Regions from separate parts of the Homo sapiens genome. Here region 1 is linked to region 2. Evidence: chromatin contacts called from ENCODE Hi-C data. All regions are on one chromosome and are shown on one strand. Each heading gives the region's core, a stretch centred on a gene start or an enhancer-like site at or near the end of the contact. The rest is flanking DNA. Distances are from core to core; before and after follow the strand shown.

Region 1 (4,615 bases), core at 1,579-4,078, 2.9 Mb after region 2:
ATTAATTTAACCAACACCCCTGTGGTAAACGCATTATTACCCCTCCTCCCCTTTGAACAGGCAGGGAGACTGATTCCATGAGACCAAGCAACTCACCCTGGGGATGTGTGGAAGAAGTTGCTGAGCCAGAAAAAGGAACCCAAGAGGTTGGAATCTGAACCCTATGTATTTACAACTTAAGGAGAGTCTCGGCCGGGCGCTGTGGCTCACACCTGTAATCCCAGCACTTTGGGAGGCTGAGGCAGGCGGATCACGAGGTCAGGGGATCGAGACCATCCTGGCTAACACAGTGAAACCCCGTCTCTACTAAAAAAATTCAAAAAATCAGCCGGAGTGGTGGCGGGCGCCTGTAGTCCCAGCTACTCGGGAGGCTGAGGCAGGAGAATGGCGTGAACCTGGGAGGCGGAGCTTGCAGTGAGCCGAGATCGCGCCACTGCACTCCAGCCTGGGCGGCAGAGCGAGGCTCTGTCTCAAAAAAAGAAAAAAAAGAAGAGTCTCATTCCTTATGGATAAAAACATTTCTGCTCCCCTTTAGATTGATATATGTGTGAAGATAGAGTGGATTGTGTATATTACTGAGACACCCACCCTTCCCAAATGTTAGCTCTTTGTTTCCAGGATGTGCAATGACAAATAATTTGTTGGTAATGCTAACACTTCAATTAGTTAGATCTACACTTACTTAGTAAGCTTCAAATTGTTCCTATAGATGGATTAGAAAATGGAATTTAATAAGAACAATGAAGACTGAAAGCAACAAGGTAAATAAAACAGATTTCTCCATTAAGCAGGTAATTTTTTTATATTTTATTTTTTGAGACAGGGTCTCACTCTGTCGCCCAGCCTGGAGTGCAGTGGCAGAGTCATGGTTCCCTGCAGCCTTGACCTCCTAGGCTTGAGTGATCCTCCCATCTCAGCCTTCTAGGAAGCTGGGACTACAGGGGTGTGCCACAATGCTGGGCTAATTTTTTGTATTTTTAGTAGAGATGAGGTTTTCCCATGTTGCCCAGGCCGGTCTCGAACTCCTGGACTGAAGCGATTCCCTTGCCTTGGCCTCCCAAAGTGTTAGGATTACAGGTGTGAGCCATCACGCCTGGCCATGCAGATAATAGATTTGCTTTTTTATTGTGATTTTACTTTTATAATTTTTTTCAATAGTTGTTACTGGTAAGGTAGTCTAGGAATTATTTTGTGATCTCCTCTCCTGTCCTACCTCCTCAGTTTATAGAGGGCACTCAATAAGGACTTATTGGCTGAAACATAATACTCCTCCCAGTCATACATTCATCAGTGACTAATATAGAATGTTGTATAATGGTTAATACAATGTTTGAGCAATTTACTCATTCTAGCATTCAGTTAATATTGTGCATTTACTCATTTGATCAGATAATTTGTGATTAGAAGAATCCAAGAAATAAACCAGAACTAGCCATGTTGATTTCAACTCAGTTAACTTTGACAAACACCCAGTGCAATTCTTTAGAAGCTAAAAATTTGATGATTTGGTGACTATGACTTATGATTTCTAAAAAACAAAAAGAGATTGAATGTGTCGAGAGCCAGTATAACATACATTTGCCCAAATTTTATTTTCCAAAACATCACTTTTCCTAGCCAAGAATAAATGCTAGAGGCTGCCTGACTACCACTATTGGGTAGCATAAAGAAACAGAATTCACCATCATTGGGTAGTTTTTTTTTTTCCATGCTACACTGCAATACTGGTTTATTTAGCATATGTATAAGCTCCTTTCTGTCATACTTTTGGAGTTTTGATGTATAAAATAACACCTTGAAATTGTTAGTTATAATACAGAAAAATAAAATTGAATTTGGTCAACATCAAGATACTGCAGTGTACTTCTGAAAATAAGCCTTGCAAATGTTTTTCCACTAGAATATTTATGGATATAGTAATTTAGGTAGTCATTCACTAGAGGAGATTATGACATGCCAGTAGCTGAAAGATGAGAATAAAACCTACGGTTTCCAGTTGCAACTAGAGAAAGATGTAAAAACAAAAACAAAAAAACCCAAAACACATGCACTTTTTTTAAGGACCTTTTTTTCCTTTTATTTTCTTTTTTAGATTGGTACTAAGTTTAAGAGGTTTACACATTTGGAAAACTGTCTGTATGACTATTTCTGAAAGACCACATTCTTTCCTGTTTAAAGTTAAATAACTCCAGAGATTTTAATTTTAGTTTCTCAAGCAAGACAAAACCAGTTGAACTGCTTTATATTATTTCCTGAGTCAGGAATTGAGGCCAACAGTATTGAAAAGGTAACCATGAGTTGATTTTTTGTGTTTTGTAGGTTAATACTAGCAAAGAAAAGGGCAAGTTGTTTATGTCCTTAAAAATAATTTCAGAAGAAATTAAAGAATCTTCATCTTACTATTAATCACATTCTTTCTCACCCCTTTGTCAGAGGAAGAATTTATAAATGTCAGTAAAGTCCTTTTTATGCAGAAATTATTGAATTTAAATACATGCTAATTGCTGCTACTGATAGCTCTATCTGCAACAGGATTAAAGCTGTTAGAATATATTTTAAGAGTCTTGGCAGATGAATGTTCTTATAATCATCACATTTTAGAGACCTTTCTAAATCATGAGTTACGTGAAATAAAGAACCTAAAACAAATTAAGCAAGATCGTTTCATTTGTACATATTATGTGCCAGGTATTTTTTGAAGTAAAAAAAAAAAATTGTTTCAGCAGGCTTCCCTTTCCCTCTGGGGCCTATTAAATACTATACAAACAAGTCTGCCTCTTACTTTGGCTTATTTGGCGTTGGTACACACCTCTTAGGCAAGTGGGGCCAGCTCTCTAGAACTGGCTGTCTCGTCTTGAACAGTTTGTTATTCATATTTCAGTCCTCTTTTTTTCACACCTGTTTTTCATTTCAGGATATCAGAGTATCTGATATTGATCAAATCAATGGAAAGTAGACTGGGATACAAGCATTTCAGACTAGCACATTAGGACTGGGTTTATCTCACTCACTGACACAAGCTGTATGATATCTGAAAAGGAAAATATTTGTTTAGAAATGTCTTTTCTCCTCTCTGTCAGGGTTACAATGGCTTGCCAGGCCAAGCATTGAGCAGAGAAGAAGGGCATCCATTTTGAGAAGCCACATACTTTAGATGACATATGCAGAAGCAACATGCATTGGCATTTCATCATTTAGAATCTTATCCAAGTGCCAACATTTATCGTAACCTGGAAGGGAAGGGTGCCAAAGTAAAAAAAATGTGTTCACTTTTGCCTCATGAAATTCATGCTTGGGCAAATCTTAGGGGTATACAGTCTTCTGTACGTTCATGTGTAACACCCATTACTGTTAATAGGAGTTACCACATAGGTCCAAAAGAAAACATAGCCTTTAGAATTGAACTTAGACCTTGGGGATCAAAAGATCTCCCTAGCTAATAGCTGATGGGAATTGTGCAGTCTCAAATTTGCTCCCTGCTAACCTGACATCATTGAATTTGGAGAAGCAGAGCCAGGTTCATTCAGGGGTGGCAGAGAGAGAGAAAGTGGAAAAAAAACTGTTTTGAAAATAAAAGTGATTATAAATCAGGCTTTTAAATTAAGTCACAGAAATCCCTACCTAATTATATCATGAAAACAAGTTCCAGCTCATAGTTCTTAGAAAAGAGAAGGTTGTGACAGATTTATTCTTGTTTACTACTTTCAACCCCAAGCACTCTTGATTAATTTTTCTCAAAACAATAAAATGAGACTCAGCTAATAAAATTAGACTCATCTAATAAAATAATATTTAAATTTGGAGTCAATTTACTTTTAATTTTCAGAGATTCATGGTAAGGGAAATCAGATGGTCAAAATAATCTGACCTACACAAAAACACAAATTTTGATTTATATCCCATCACTAACCTTCTCAACCCCAAATGTGAACAAGGGGCCAGCCAGTTACTGAAGCAACAGAGTGTTAAGAAACTGCTGTGGGCGGAACATTATGGGAGGTGCTGAAGGGAGACAAATGTAATAGAAAAGCATAGTTCTTGTATTCAAATAAATGTATAACTAAGGCTGAATGTCAGTACAAAGCATATGGATAGGTTTACATTTACTTTTTTTCTTTGACCTTGTCTCTGTCCTTTGAAAAGGGTAGTGAACTAGGGGATAAGGGGGGAAAAAGTAAGGTCCTCAGCAGTCTATTAAATGGTGATATGCAAAAATCTCTGAACAATTAGAGCCCTTAACTGTCTTCAAAATAGGATAGGAATTAAGAAGACAGGTTTGAAAATAGATAAGCCTGAACCTGTTGCTTGAACCTTTCCAAGTCCCTGTTTTCACATTTGTAAAATGGTAGCAACAATGCTACTTTTCAGGGCGGTTGAATAAATTGAGTAAGAGAAAATATATGAAGAATTTAGCACAGGGCTTGGCAAATAGCAACAGTTCAAGTAAACAGTAGTCTTCATGGCCAGGTGCAGTGGCTCACGCCTGTAATCCCAGCACTTTGGGAGGCTGAGGTGGGCAGATCGCCTGAGGTCGCGAGTTTGAAACTAGCCTGGCCAACATGGTGAAAACCCATCTCTACTTAAAAATGCAAAAATTAGCTGGGCGTGGTCGTGG
Region 2 (4,572 bases), core at 275-2,774:
AACAGGTTTAAAAAAAATTATCTATAGCAGGCTGGAAGCGGTGGCTCATGCCTGTAATCCCAGCACTTTGGGAGGCTGAAGTGGGCGGATAACCTGAGGTCAGGAGTTCAAGACCAGCCTGGCCAACATGGTGAAACCCCGTCTCCATTAAAAGTACAAAAAATTAGCTGGGCTTGATGGTGGGCGCCTGTAATCCCAGTTACTCGGGAGGATGAGGCAGGAGAATAGCTTGAACCCCAGAGGCAGAGCTGAGATCGCGCCACTGCACTCCACCCTGGGCAACAAGAGCAAAACTCCGTCTAAAAAAAAAAAAAATCTATGGCTAACAGAATTCCTATAAAAACATATAGTGTTCAATACTTATTTACTTATGAACCACAATTACTAAATTGGGATCACAGTACTTTCTATTCCTAAAAATTGAAAAATCATGTAGAAGTACATATAAAAGTCATAGGACATACATGTACATATATGACTAATCCAACTATTTCAGGATTCAACATGCATATTCCCTTAGATTAAGAACCTTCTGGGCTGGGCGCAGTGGCTCACGCCTGTAATCCCAGCACTTCGGGAGGCTGAGGCGGCCGGATCATGAGGTCAAGAAATTAAGGCCATTCTGGCCAACATGGTGAAACCCCGTCTCTACTAAAAGTACAAAAATTAGCTGGGCGTGGCGGTGCTTTCGCCTGTAATCCCAGCTACTCAGGAGGCTGAGGCAGGAGAATTGCTTGAACCCAGGAGGTGGAGGTTGCAGTGAGCAGAGAATGCAGTGAGCAGAGATCAGCCTGGCGACACAGCAAGACTCTGTCTCAAAAAAAAAAAAAAAAAAAAAAGAATCTTCTGTAACATTTATTTAGATTAACTGCATACAACTTTGGAGAATATCCTTTCCCCCACTCCAACCCCATTTATTTAAAAACAAACAAACAAACAAAAAAACCTAAGGGTCCTACGACTTTTAATTCTCTAGTGTGCAACACAGCTTTCTCAAATCTTCTATAAGTATACTATGGGTTCATCTCAACAGGAGATGGCTAAGGTGAAGAATTGAAACTCTGTGCACCTCTTGTTAAAACATGCTTTCACTTTTTTTGTGTTGCAGTTATGTGCTGTTCTGTTTCTTTGAGGGGATTAAGTAAACATGAAAAAGAGAAGTTTGCATTACTTATGTTAGTGCCATAAACTTATTTCCAAAAAGTACCCATTTGTTAGAGAATTTAAAAATACCATACCCTTCTGTGTCCAGACTACAAGGCTGTTAACTCTGGCCTTTGCTTGCACTCTGAGGCCTCCTCCTTCCTGCCTCGATGCCTCCTATCAAGTGCCTTCTCCAGGGTATAGACTTCTCTGTGATGGGATTGGGGGAAGGGGAGGCTCAGGGGCAGAAGCCCCCTTTGTCTCCTCCGGCAACAGCCCCGACAGCCAGCATTAACTGAGGCATCTGGCTATTTAAAACAAGGCAGGGGGATAAAGTGCTGGACTAAAAGCTGCAAAGGATGTCTGGATAATCCAGCTGCATGGCTGCGTGCCAACTGCTTCCTATCCATGGTGTATTTACGTTACTCAGGCACTTCACCCCACCCAGCACAGAAATGACAATGAACTCCACTACCAAAAAGGTATAAAGGAGGAAAACTCTCTTCCCACCTTCCCTCCCCCTCTTTCTGGAAAGAATTAAACAACATCTGTTTAAAACAGATGCAGGGTTTGTTAGTGGTGGGGGGATGGGGCAGGAAGGGCAAGGGCAGATTAGTTTTAAAAATTTGCACAAGGAAACTGCTGCTGGTATGCCTTAGAAAAAAATGTCAAAACATGCTATCTTTGTCAAAAATAACAACATTTTAAAAGAATGCTTCTGAAATTAACAACTGCTGTAATGGTGTGGATCTAGTGAAGCTCCAGCCAAGGGTCCAAACCCCAACTGAATGGAGCCCGAGTGTCTGAACTTGAGCTGAACAGCCCCAACAATGTTATTACAAATGGTGTTGGACGACCAGCCCTCAATACCATATTCTTTAGTTGTGTTATGAGCAAAACTGGCTGGACTGAGGATCTCCCATTTAAATGTGGCTTCTTTAAGGAAAAAGCCTTGTGTTCCCAACATGTGGACTTTTTGTAAAAACAGGGCTTCCTGTCCCGGGATCACGCAATATGCAAAAGAGGCAGGTGACATTGTAAGTCAGGATAGGAAGGCAGAGAAAAAAATCTTTCAAAACTGGATTAGCATCTCCACAGGAAAGTTTTAGACCTCAGCCTTTATGTTCTAAGTGTTCTCCAGTTTCAAAGCAGGCCCCGTCTGGGCCACGTTACAGACATAAACCAAGGAAGTGTAGGAGATGACGGCGAGGCAGCACTGGGTCTCACAAAGAATGTGTGCTCTAGGGCCAGGCGGCCCTGAAGTCCCCAGCCCTCTCAGGAGCTGAAGAAACCTCTTTTTAAGCTTCAGTTTCCTCCTTTGCAAAATGAATAGGGGATCTACCCTGCTGGCTGAAAGTAGTGTTACAGGTCGTGTCAGATCCAGAAGTTTGGTAAGTTGTAACCATCATCATTTTTGCTGAAAGGCTACCTCAGTGACAAAAACAGGTCCTTGAAACACCAGCTTCCCTGGCCACTGAGGAGTGGGTTTCGACTGCCTGCCCTTTCCAGCTATCAGAGAGTGGAGGGGCAGGGAAGCTGTCAGGCTCTTGACAGTAGGAGGAAATTTGACATGGACCTCCAGCAATTGTCAAGAGAAGTCAGGTTTATAAAGACCAGGTTTAGTCGTCCACTGCAGGCATACCTGTAGAAGAAAATAATGCTGTCCGCCATCTGTGAACTGGCCCTCTGCTCCTGCCCCTCCCCATTTCTTTCAGGGATGGAGACTGGGACTTTTACCTCCCCCATAAATACTTCCTACAGCCAGCCCTTATCTGATTACACGGCTCCTTTATCTCTCCATTATGCTCAACATTAGATTCACTTCCTCCCAGCCTCTTCTCCACTTCACCAGACCTTGAGAGGGATTAGCCAAGATCCCAGCCTCTCCAGCCCAACTCCCAGACGCCAGCTGAGCCAAATATAACACCAACTTCTTGCAGGGAGCCAGGCACACTCACTTTATTTTAATCACATCCCCCGCCCCCGGTCTTCCTTGTGCTTATAGATTTATAAAGGCTCTTTGATTTCATCGAATTATATGTTTAAAATATTATATATGTGTGTATGAAGTATATGTGAATATAAAATACATATGACTAGTGATCTTTTTAAAAAGAATCAACAAAATGCTTCAGTAGAATCAAATGTGTTGAGAAGCTGAGGGTACTGGTCATACTTTCTATTTGTTAAGTCGGGTGGTGGTTTTGTGGGTGTTCGTCTTAAGTATCAACTACTCAAGAATTTTTTAAAAGCGGACTGCCCTGGTTTTGGAAGTTTATATATTCTGAACTTTATGGGCAAGGAAAGTTAACATAACGTAATTTTATGCATGGTGGTAACATGATTTTCTGCTCTGTACAAGCCCCTGAAGGTAGAACACTTGCTCTACACGCTATAATGTCCCAGAAAATAAGGCCTTTGTGTTAACCACCAAAATATGTACTGTTTGTGTGGTTAGGGTAGGCCATTACAGAAAACAGTGTTAACGAAAGCTCATAAATGCCCACAGTAGAAAGACTCGATCGCAAAGATGCCAGATCTGGCAGTAGCCAATTCTGGCAAAGGCCATCAGCTCTTCTCTCAAACATGGATGAGCAGGCACTGTGAGGCAGAGAAGAGATTTTCTGATCATTAAACGTTTGTTTCATAAAGAGAACCAGTTTGCATGATGTAAGATGTACAGAAGGTGAAAAGTGGGCTAAGATCACTTAACAACAGGCTTCTCCACAGTTATTTAACATCAGTGAAATCAGCCAACAAATACACTCAATGGAGAGTACTAGTAAAAGAACCCGTGTACTTAAACAGGGACTAACACTTTCCTGTGAGCTCACAGTGCCAGGGCACTATGCTCTATGTTTATCAAGAGGAGAAAACAGGCTCTTCCGTCCAGTCTTCACTGTGTCCCTGCTTTTCTGAGGTGCTGTAGCTAATCTTGCTCGTGCAGAGTAACCCCTACCCTTAGAGGACTACAACATAGCTTTGGTTTTTTGTTGTTTTGTTTTTGAGACGGAGTTTCACCCTTGTCATCCAGGCTGGAGTGCAGTGGCGCGATCTCAGCTCACTGCAACCTCTGCCTCCCAGATTTGAGCAATTCTCCTGCCTCAGCCTCTCGAGTAGCTGGGATTACAGGCGTGCTCCAACACGCCCAGCTAATTTTTGTATTTTTAGTTGAGACGGGGTTTCAGCATGTTGACCAGGCTGGTCTCAAACTCCTGGCCTCAAATGATCCACCTGCCTCAGCATCCCAAAGTGCTGGGATTACAGGCGTGAGCCACCAGGCCCAGCCAGCTTTGATTTTTAAAAATATGTTATCTTCATTATCAATTTATGTATTTTTTAAATGGTATGGAATGAGTTTTAGGAATAGAACCCTTATACAAAACACGGTACCTAAAAGGTGTGTGTAGGAGGTGGCGGTGGTAGTCT

The links. A loop is a pair of places that touch in the nucleus more often than their neighbours do.
Region 1: a map of naive thymus-derived CD4-positive, alpha-beta T cell shows a loop between it and region 2 (17-fold over the local background). The contact joins two enhancer-like sites. A Hi-C loop is called at or near these places in 1 of 168 maps with a recorded cell type or tissue (naive thymus-derived CD4-positive, alpha-beta T cell).

Annotation. Positions count from the first base shown.
Region 1 is chr2:68,277,088-68,281,702 of GRCh38, forward strand. The region is part of intron 1 of PPP3R1-AS1 (PPP3R1 and CNRIP1 antisense RNA 1); the gene reads left to right. Among named protein-coding and RNA genes, the nearest start is that of PPP3R1, 27 kb to the left of the region's middle. Within about 2 kb of position 2,829, at least 2 of the 41 ENCODE cell types and tissues checked have a DNase peak (open chromatin) inside an H3K27ac peak, as active enhancers do.
Region 2 is chr2:65,348,492-65,353,063 of GRCh38, forward strand. The region is part of intron 1 of SPRED2 (sprouty related EVH1 domain containing 2); the gene reads right to left. Among named protein-coding and RNA genes, the nearest start is that of SPRED2, 82 kb to the right of the region's middle. Within about 2 kb of position 1,525, at least 11 of the 41 ENCODE cell types and tissues checked have a DNase peak (open chromatin) inside an H3K27ac peak, as active enhancers do.